Regions from separate parts of the Homo sapiens genome. Here region 2 is linked to region 1. A link is a contact called in ENCODE Hi-C or POLR2A ChIA-PET data. All regions are on one chromosome and are shown on one strand. The core of a region is the stretch at or near the end of the contact, and the rest is flanking DNA. Distances in the headings are between cores, read along the strand shown.

The links. Hi-C counts contacts between places; a loop is a spot of excess contacts on that map. ChIA-PET counts read pairs that join two places held with the same protein, here RNA polymerase II (POLR2A). Pooled maps may share reads with other maps.
Region 2: a loop to region 1 is called in a map of endothelial cell of umbilical vein, with 6 times the contacts of the local background. The contact joins two enhancer-like sites. A Hi-C loop is called at or near these places in 4 of 168 maps with a recorded cell type or tissue (Calu3, PC-3, endothelial cell of umbilical vein and 1 more) and 1 of 50 pooled maps. POLR2A ChIA-PET finds 5 or more read pairs at or near these places in 2 of 52 experiments (AG04449 and MCF 10A).

Annotation. Positions count from the first base shown.
Region 1 is chr5:33,270,522-33,275,859 of GRCh38, reverse strand. The region is part of intron 1 of LOC124900637 (a long non-coding RNA gene); the gene reads left to right. Among named protein-coding and RNA genes, the nearest start is that of LINC02160, 43 kb to the right of the region's middle. Within about 2 kb of position 3,404, at least 4 of the 41 ENCODE cell types and tissues checked have a DNase peak (open chromatin) inside an H3K27ac peak, as active enhancers do; they include PC-3 and endothelial cell of umbilical vein, where a contact is called at or near this core.
Region 2 is chr5:33,318,659-33,323,817 of GRCh38, reverse strand. No RefSeq gene overlaps it. Among named protein-coding and RNA genes, the nearest start is that of LINC02160, 92 kb to the right of the region's middle. Within about 2 kb of position 2,622, at least 4 of the 41 ENCODE cell types and tissues checked have a DNase peak (open chromatin) inside an H3K27ac peak, as active enhancers do; they include PC-3 and endothelial cell of umbilical vein, where a contact is called at or near this core.

The DNA.
Region 1 (5,338 bases), core at 2,155-4,654:
TCAGCATATATTTTTTTAAGCCTCCCTTTGGAGGGACAATGCTGGACTAGGCAACAAACTAGATTCTGTTAATTTATTTCAAATATTTTATCTTGAGAAAACGAAAAATGTTTCAAAGAAAATAAGAAGGCACTTGAATTTATTTTTAGCTCTTGGTGTTTTCAAAAAATGACCACACTAATTGATGTATGTCCTGAGTAAATCTATTTGTGGGATCTCACTATGGCCCCAGTTACTAGACAGAAATAGCAAATTAATATCATCATATCTTCTCAAGTCTTTATCTGAGAGGCATGGTTTGTTTTTGTAAATGGAAAAAGCGATATTAATTAACATGATGTATCTCCACAGGAATGATGTATGATGTGGAATCCCACCCTTGCATCTTTAACGCTTTGCCTGGTTCTCTATCTCCTACCTCTTAGAATATGACACACAAGGATGGTTTTTTTAAAACAATATGTAGGATATAATTAGGAAACTACTGAGTCTTCATGGTAATGTCAGTGTTTGGTGGCTGAGATAATAAAAAAGCAAGATAATTTAAAACCATTTATTAATTTTTGCAACCAATCATATGTGTACAGTCACATACCACATAATGATGTTTCTGTCAGTGGTGAACCACATATACTATGGTGGTTCCATAAAATTATAATGGATCTGAAAAATTTCTGTCACCCAATGATGTAGCTGTTGCCATGTCATAGTGCAGCACATTACTTCTGTGTTTGTAGTGATGCTGATATAAACAAATCTGTACAGCCAGGTATATCAAAGTCCAGCACATACAGTTATGTACGGTACATAATTCTTGATAATGACAATAAATGACTATGTTACTGGTTGATTTATTATACTATGCTTTTAATCATTATTTTAGAGTATACTTCTTCTACTTATAAAAAGAAGTTATCTGTAAAACAGCTTCAGGCAGGTCCTTCAGGAGTGCTCCAGAAGAAGGCATTGTTACCATAGGAGATAACAGCTCCATGTATGTTATTCCCCCTGAAGACCTTCCAGTGGGACAAAATGTGGAGGCAGAAGACACTGATATCATAGGCCTAGGCCAGTGTGTTTGTGTCTTAGTTTAAATGAAGTTTAAAACATTAAAAACAATTATTTTAAAAATAGAAAAAAGCTTATAGAATAATAATATGAAGAAAAAATACTTTGTGTAGCTCTGCAATTGTGTTTTTGTTTTAAGCTGTTATTACAAAAGAATCGAAAAGTTAAAAAAATCAAAAAGTTTATAAAGTAAAAAAGTTTCAGTAAGCTGAGGTTAATTTATTATTGAATAAAGCATTTTTAAAATAACATTTAATGTAGGAAAAGTGTACAGTGTTTATAAAGTCTACCGTAGTGTACAATAATGTGCTAGGCCTTCCCATTCACTCACCACTTACTTATTCACTGACCCACCCAGACCAGCTTCCAGTCCTGCAAGCTCCATTCATGGTAAGTGCCCTATACAGGTGTACCATTTTTTATCTTTTAAAAGATAGTTTCACTGTGTTTTTTCTATATTTAGGTATGTTTTGATACACAAATACTTACCATAATGTTATAGTTGCCCACAATATTCAGTACAGTAACATGCTGTGTAGGTTTATAGCCTAGGAGCAATAGTTCACACCTTATAGCCTAGGTGTGTAGCAGGCTGTACCATCCAGGTTTGTGAAGTCACTCTATGATGTTTGTACAGTGATGAAATTGCCTAATGAAGCATTTCTCAGAACATTTCCCTGTCATTAAGCAATGCACAACTGTATTTATAAAATCAGGTATATCTTCACTAATTGGCTTTATTTAGGTTAAAGTTAAAATGTTTTCCCAAAATCACACTAACACTTGGAGGTTATCTTACACAAGTATCAGAGATTACAAATGTATTTTGAATGTCTATAGTAGATATTACATTCTGTATTTTTTCATATTTGATGATTTACATTATTATTTTCATTTCTGCTACCATGAAAACAAGAATGAGTTTAGCACACTGTTCATAAGGTGTCAAAGGTGTACTGGCTAGGTTGGAGTCACCTCTCCAGATCTGTCTCTTTTTATTCATACCTGCTTCACCCCGCTTTGGCCCCTAGAAACTTGATAGGTATAGACTAGTCAGACTCTGGTGCCTCTAGCTTCTGGATGCTTTTGGTCAGTGGGAGCCTTGCTCATATTTCTGGGCATTTTTCCTGAGTTTACTTTCAGTGGCTGTCTCTCTTTCAAAGGTGACCATCTGACATGACGAGTTTCCTCTTGGGTTACGGTCACCTCACTCCCCTTCCACTGTGCTTAGGAGTATTAACAGATCCTTGGGCGTTGTGAGCCTTCAAGTGACCTACTTACTGCCTCTCCCCTCACATCCTTCCACACATTGTATACATCTTGTTATAAATAAAGCATCCTCAAACTCTTCTGCCTTCAGTGTGCCATCTGTTTCCTATAGGGACGCTGACTTTTTTTTTTTAAAAAAAGAAAATATACAGAGCTCAGGGTGCAGGGTAGCTGTGAATTACTTTCATTTGTAAACAGTGAGGGAAGAATAGAAGAATAGAAAAAGAAGAATAGAAAATTGTAGCTCACCTTCAGATTTGTTAGAAAAGAACTTAAAGCTCCTAGGATAAGCACATTTACTATTTTTTCTGTCCCAAACAGATATAATTTTTATGTGTGTATATATATATATGTATATACACACATTATATATAAATATATATAATATATAATATAAATATAATATATATATTATATTTATGTTATATATATAATATATTTATATATTATATAACATAAATATAATATATATAATATATTATGTTATATTATATATATATATACACCTTGTGTTTGCTCAGTTTTGTACATAGCTCAAAATTTCACTGAATATACTAGTGCACGAATATGGGTGAACAATAGCGGTTTAGATCTGCCCCATGGGTAAGATGCAATTCTTTTTTTTTTTGACGGAGTTTTGCTCTTGTTGCCCAAGCTGGAATGCAATGGCGTGATCTTGGCTCACTGCAACCTCCGCCTCTGGAGTTCACGCGATTCTCCTGCCTCAGCTTCCCTAGTAGCTGGGATTACAGGCACCTGCCACCATGGCCTGCTAATTTTTTGTATTTTTAGTAGAGACGGGGTTTCACCATATTGGCCAGGCTGGTCTCGAACTCCTGACCTCAGGTGATCCACCCTCTTCGGCCTCTCAAAGTGCTGGGATTACAGGCAATATGCAATTTTTTTATTCCTGAGATTCTATATGTTTCTTCTGACTGACCCTGAGATGATTATTTATTATCCATAGTGATTGTGCTGATGGAATTTCTGAGGATGACTAATAATTCTGTCAGAGCTCACTCCAGTTAGAGTCTTTTCTTTGGCAAGCGTCTTTTCTTTGGCAAGTGACTAAAAGTATTGTTATGTCTGTTATTCATTGTGGTACTGCTTCCTCTATTCAGAGGCTACGTGGACTATAGCATTCTAAATGTATAAACTCTAAACCTTAGTGTTCTAGGTGGGCATTTGCAATGATGAATGGCAAAAGACTTTTCTACTCACTCAGTACTTTCATATATAGGATACAGGCCAGGATAGGTGAAATGGTAACTCTGCTTTTTTAGCATTTGTTTTGAAATAATTTTAGATTCACTAAAAGTTACAAAAATAGTAGAGTATTCTTGTGCACCATTTACCAACTTCCCCCAATGATAGCATCTTTGCATAACCAGAATTTTATATTTTATTAAGAAATTTTTTATAGAATAGATTTATTGATTTATTTCTGTCCTCTGTGTTTTAGTTTGTTCATGAGCTAATATCAAAGAAGCTCCATCTTTCTATTTTTATTTTGGGAAACAAATTTAGGATGCTTTTGTTCCCTCTTAAGAGGGAACAAATAGTATAATAAACAAATTCTTTTTGCTAGAAAGTATTAGCTTGTGGGTAGTGAAAGGCTGCTTTTATTGTAGAATTTTTAGCAATGACAGCAAAATATTGACTTTTTTTATTCCATAACAGAACAATTGGTTGTGATTTGTTACATACCAGAAATGCTTTCCCTAGCAGTGCCAAAGTATATTTGGGGAAGGATGTGGAGTTTATAGGCAGCCTTTGTTTAAAAAAAGAGAGAGAGATGGAAAGAACTACTTTTTCCAATTTTTTATTTATTATAGCTAGCACATTTTTCTGTTTATAAATTTATTTCCAATGTCTGTCTACCAAAAAGTAAAATCTGATAGAGTACGTTTGGATATTTTATTTTCATTTTCAGACGTATGGTCTGGAAAGACCTCTTTAACATTAAAAGATCCTTTAAAATAAGGCTTCAAATTGCCAAGAGCTGAAAATATAGAGTAATAATTTTTATGCTAAACTTGACTTTTGAGTACTCTGTAATGATTAATGTCTCTTCTGATGTCCAATTCCATATGAAATATTATATTTTTATAAGATAGTTTGTACTTCTTATAACTATAGAATGATCATATTCTCATTCAGATAGCCCTGCCCTCAAAATGTGGCCCTGGTCAACCAAACCCTGTGTATTCAAACACCTATTTCAGATTCTGCATTCACTAAGGAGATGAAAGCAAGTGGAAATAACCTGCTCTCTGTAGCATTCATTCAGCTATAAAGAGGTAGGCCATTGGTCTTTTAACAGATTATTGTGTATTAGCTGCTTTTCACTGAAGTCAAGTCTACTGATCAAGAAGCAGACACATCAGCTAAAAACTAGTAACTTTATAAATGACCCATTTGCCAGTTTCCAAGCATTATTTGAAATATTTGCATTTAAAATTGGAGAGACAAATGTAATTTTAACTTTCCATAAAAATTGGTTATTAATTGCAATGAATTTTCAAGGTTCTAGTTCTATAATATAAAGCAAATTTATACTATATTAAATTGTACATTTATTGTGCTACTTTCAAGCATTTAGTTTTAATAGCCCTGGGGGAGACTGCAGCTTGTTTTACTGTGCTCAGCAACAAGTCAAGGCTTGCGTTGTATGTCTATTTACCTCCTATTTGAAATTCTTTCTACAAGTATCTTTCTGCTGAAGAGGAGAATTTAAAGATGAAACTGAAGTACAAGGAAAATCTTCAATTTTGGTCAATACTTGGTTCACTTAATGTGAACCCTAATCCTAGGATCTAGAAGGGGACTTACCACTCAATGGTGTGTTCTTAGGAAGCTGTGTATGTCATTAGGAACATGATTGAACTTCTTTTTCATCAGCTTTCTCTTCATGAATCCTCTTATGGTTTTTGCTTGCTGAGATTAATACTACTTATGTTGTAAATAAAGAAGTATTTTTAATAAGTAAGGCAAACCTCTT
Region 2 (5,159 bases), core at 1,373-3,872, 49 kb before region 1:
CAGCCTCAACATATTAGCTTTTGTTCTCAGATGAAATGCTTACAGTGTCAAGATGGTTTCAGTGGTTCCAGACATCACTATTTCACTACAGTTTTATATAAATATAGGAAGGTATACAAAGTGGGCCTAACCTACTACCTCCAAGAAGACTTTGGGGGTAAAAGTCTTCTCCAGAAACCCTGATATACTTTCCTTATATATTAGTTATATTTCCACATTTAAGTCCACTGCCAAATGCAGCTAGAATAATCATGGCATGCACCAATCATGGCTTATATTTTCGAAATAGGAGAGAGGCTCACCTTTCCTGAGCACTTGGCTGCCTGCTCTGACCCAAATCACGAAGGGAAAATGGGAGGGGAAGCTGTTGATAGGCAGTCAACAATATCTGCCATAAATAACTCCGCGATCTCATTCAACAAATATATCCTCTTTTTTTTTTGGTTTTTATTCAAAGGATTTTGATAAAGGAACAAATACTATAGAGCAAGTTCCGGAAGGGATTTATTTATTTATTTTTAATGCTTGTGCCTGCTGTGTAGTATGAGGCTAAACTTGCGTTTTTTTTTTAACCACCTTGTTTACAGGGTATTCAAGAATTCTGGATTTCTGTAAATTCAGCTTGTTAATATGAATTCTGATTCTTAGGACTATACAGATTAGATTTGCTAACTACTTTTTTTGGTATATATCAAAATGTTTTATTGAACTAAAAAATGGCTTTCTCTATTTTGTGCTTATAAGACATTTTCTCCCAAAGGAAAATACCACCAAAAAGATTTCAATGTCCAAGAAGTTTGGTGAGACGTAAAATAAAAGTTATAAGCCTATAATTTCATACCATAATATAATTTTATCATGGTGGTATCATGAAGGAGCATTGGATTGGAAGACAAGAGACCTGAGGTGTACTACTGGCTCCTTGACAAAGTAGCTTGTGGTCTTTATTCAGTTATTTTACTTCTCCAGACCTCAATTTCATCATCTCTTCCCTTGAGGGAGTTATATTAGATCAGTGTTTCCTACACTGTGTTCCATGTAAAACTAGCTTTCCGAGAAAGGTTTATTGATATACGAAAACTGGAAAATTTGGTCAAACAACTTTGGAAAATACTGGGTTAAACCAAGTTAATCACATTTCTTCATTGCAGGATTTTCGGGGCCTTTACTATGCTAATATAGATTGTGAATCTCCAAGAAAAGGACAGAGTATATAGGGTTTTCTAACACTGTTTGGCCAGGAAGTCTATTTTGTTTTTGTTTGTTTGGTTTGGTTTCGGTTTTTTAAAGTATCACAAAACATTTTTCTTTGGAGCACAGTGTGAAACATTGAGCTGGTTAACATTTGACTCTGCAGTTGTGCAAAAGGGATGTGTTCTTTGATTTCAGAGGCTTTCTGTGAAAATAACTGGGTGGAGGTATATCTCCAATTATATTGAAGGAGGAAAATCAAAACTAGAACCTGGGGCTGGGCATGGTGACTCACTCCTGTAATCCCAGCATTTTGGGAGGCCGAGGCAGGTGGACTGCTTGAGCTCAGGAGTTTGAGACCAACCTGGGCAATATAGTGAAACCCTGTCTCTACCAAAAATACAAAAAATTAGCTGGGTATGATGGTGCGCACTTGTGGTCCCAGCTACTTGAGAGGCTGAGGCAGGAGGATCACTTGAGCCTGGGAGGCGGAGGTTGCAGTGAGCTGAGTTTGTGCCACTGCACTCCAGCCTGGGTGACAGAGCGAGACTCTGTCTCAAAAAACAAAACAAAACAACAACAACAAAAAATCAAAACAATAAAAAAAACTAGAATCTGCAGAATGGATAGAGTTTTCATAGCTGATGATGAGTGGAGAGATTTTTGGATTAAACGGTTAATCTGGATAAAAACATGAACAGAAGGCTTTGAGAAAGCCTCCACCATCTTCATTTGTAACTTCAACCTTCCTCATCATGCAGAAGTGGGTTGAGAGGCATGTATGGTAGAATGAATGAACTCTTATGTATAATAGACTATGACATTTGAAAAAGCCTAAGAGGTTTAGGGCTGTGATTCTCTTGTGACCTATTGGAATGAGAGGTCCTCAGAAGGTGCCTATGAATGTGCATGTGAACATGTATGCCACATGTGGTCATGTGTGTGCATGCATGTTCATGTGTATGCACAAGTGTTTGTGTTTTAACCAGTTTATTTGGATCTGAGATGTTTTTTACACATTTTTCACCTAATTTTAATATTTTTTCTTCTTTTTTTCTTAAATTGTTGGAGTTTCTTGGCTATCTTGAAAGAAACTGTAGAAGTCACACAGAAGGGGAGGTAAGAAGGCATCTCTAACATTGCAGTGTTCCTGCTCTTCATTCCTCTGCCACCTGGCAACTTTTACTTCCTATAACAATTGAATTCTGGACCCAGGATTTTTAAGGGTAGGAACACATTTCTATGAAATTTTGCAGTCAAAGAAAACATGTATTGTCAACACTGTTTGGAATCCATGATAGTTATCATACTTGGCATCAGGGAAATTGAAATCCCACATGATTCATGCCCTAGGATTTTTCCCTTGGCTTTCATGTCCACTGAAACATTTCCTGGCTTGCTTGAGTTCTCATCCAGCCCAGGAGGTTCCTATCAGAGCTGCCTGAACAGACTGCGTAACATGGGTGATTTATGATGCACTAATGATGGAGTTGCAGATTTTTTTTATTAAATACCAAGAACAGAAGGGAAACAAAAGGGAAAAACATAGATCATAACTATTACTGCCTGAAATCTTTGCACTGGGCATGTGAAAAACAAAGCAACGAGAGGCTCAAATCTTACCATGTCGAGCAAACTTGTGTGTGGATTTACTGGTTTCTTCCCCTGGGGTTTTCTGTTTCTTCCCCTTTGGCTTCCTCTTTGGAACAACAACCTAGGAAATATTGTCATTCACAAACATTTTATTAAAGTGCATTTATTCAGTCAACATATATTTGTTGAGCAACTACTCTGTTTCAGGCACTGGTTTAGGCCCTGAGTACACGCAGCAGTCAACAAAACAGACAAAAATTCTTTTATGGAAATTGTGTTTCTAGTGGGAAGATTTTACATACACACATACATACAGTTATACTATAGATATTTATTATATGTACATAATATATACACATATATAATACATGTACATATATAATATAAATACATACATACATATACAAATATACATGTGTATATATAGCAAATTAAACAGTGATGAGAGCTAAAGAGAACAAAAACCAGGAAAGGTGAAATGGAGAGTTTGGGGGAAGGAGAAGGGTTGAAATTTCAAATGGGGTTCAGAGGGAAGGCCTCATGAAGAAGGTGACTAAAGCCTCCAAGGCATTGAATCTTTCCAGATGGAGGGAATCTCAGGTGCAGTAGCTCTGAGAAGTGTGAGAAACAGCAGCAGGCCAGCATAGCTGCAGTGCACAGAAGAGAGAAGACGAGATGAGGGCATGGTAGCATCGTGGGTTATAGTAGGGACTTGGCTTTCTACTCCTGTGACACAGAAAGCCATTGGAGGGTTTTAAGCAGAATCTGAGCTTGACTTACATTTTAGCAGAAATATTTGACTTCTGTAGTGAAACACACAAGGGCAGAAAAAGGGAGACAAATAGGTAAGCTACCTGGGAATCTGAGGCCTTGTCTTCAGTTTCTTCCAGGGAGCTCTTTTGACAAGACCTAAATTACTGGCTCTTGTGTGTACTGTTCCATACCCATCTCATGGGAATCCCTTCTTCATCTTCGCCTCAGCAAAATACAGGAAATGCAGCAACTTCTTTCTGGCTGCCAAAGCCACAAGCCAACCTATCTCTTGCTTTTCAGAGTTTTCAGGCAGGATCAGACACCATTTCAGTGAGTTCCCCTCTAACAGAAGAAGATTAATGAAAAGCTATCTGAGTGCTCTCTTTGTAGCCTAATTTCTCTTGGCTGGGGTCAAGAAGGAAGCCCTCTATTCCCCTTTGGGAAGGAAAAGACTCATAAAACACCAATAATTTTCTCCACTGAAATACCCGTTAGAGATTCTCTAAGTAATGTCCTCAAAGTCTCTTTCATTAGACTTTATTTTAGGAGCTAGTACTACTTCTGTGCCGTTTTCTTGGAGGAAAAAAGATAGCATAACATTCTCTGAGGAAATCTTTCTTCTCAAGCTGTATTATTCTCCCATTTTTTATCCTCTGGATGAATGTAACGGATTAGAGAGTTTTGCAATTATTTCTTCCAACTACCCCTTTTGAAATTTGCATCTTGGTCTAGCATTCTATCTTGTAATGTCATAGCTATTATATTTTGGTACCTTGGTTACAACATCCTATTACAAAGGGAAGGGTTCTTTGCTAATTAATGACTTATGTATTTCTGACTTGATAATAGCTATCAATAAATGAGAATGTGTTTGGCAGAGAGTTTCTAAAAAGAAAATTCAGGATGTCTTATATCATTGTGTCTTGGCATGGCAATATGCATGTAGTAGATACTTAACAATATTTGTTGAAAGAATGATTGAATTTTGTGGTTTGAATGGAAACTGCAAAGTGAATTCATATTAGGAAAGCAGTTCACGATCAGAATTAAGTCCATCCCTCACAAAGATAGAGCAAATAAGGTAATTGTGTTCTCATTCTATATCAGATTACTGCCCATGCTATTGCTTTTTTTTTTTTTTTTCAGCACAGGAGTTGGTCAGCAAGCTCTAAGCCTCAAGGTCCTTATGAGTCTCTAAAGAAGCTGACACCTAATTAGATAACAAATGCTTTCATGTCACCAAGAGTGTACTGGTTTGTAGAGAGAGTAGGAGAGTTTTCTGACCAATGCGAGAGACATGAGCCTTCATGTCTAACCCTCAGACCTGGACTAGAGAAACGTGTTTTAGAAATGATGGTAAATACTGGAAGATTGCCTTAACATGACCTGCTCTGATGTGGGATTCACACTTAGACTTTGTATTGCTTTTTAGTAATAAATGCGTATCAGAAGGATACTGTGAGCCAAGCCGTGAGCTGGAAGACAAAGCATATGAATGAGAAAGGTTCAATAATAGTACATGAATGGTTGTGAGGCAGTCCATCGTCAATTGCCAGTAAGAGGTCTAAACAATGAGCTCTGTGAGAATAGAGGAGGAAGCAGTCACTGTGAGGTGGGGGAAG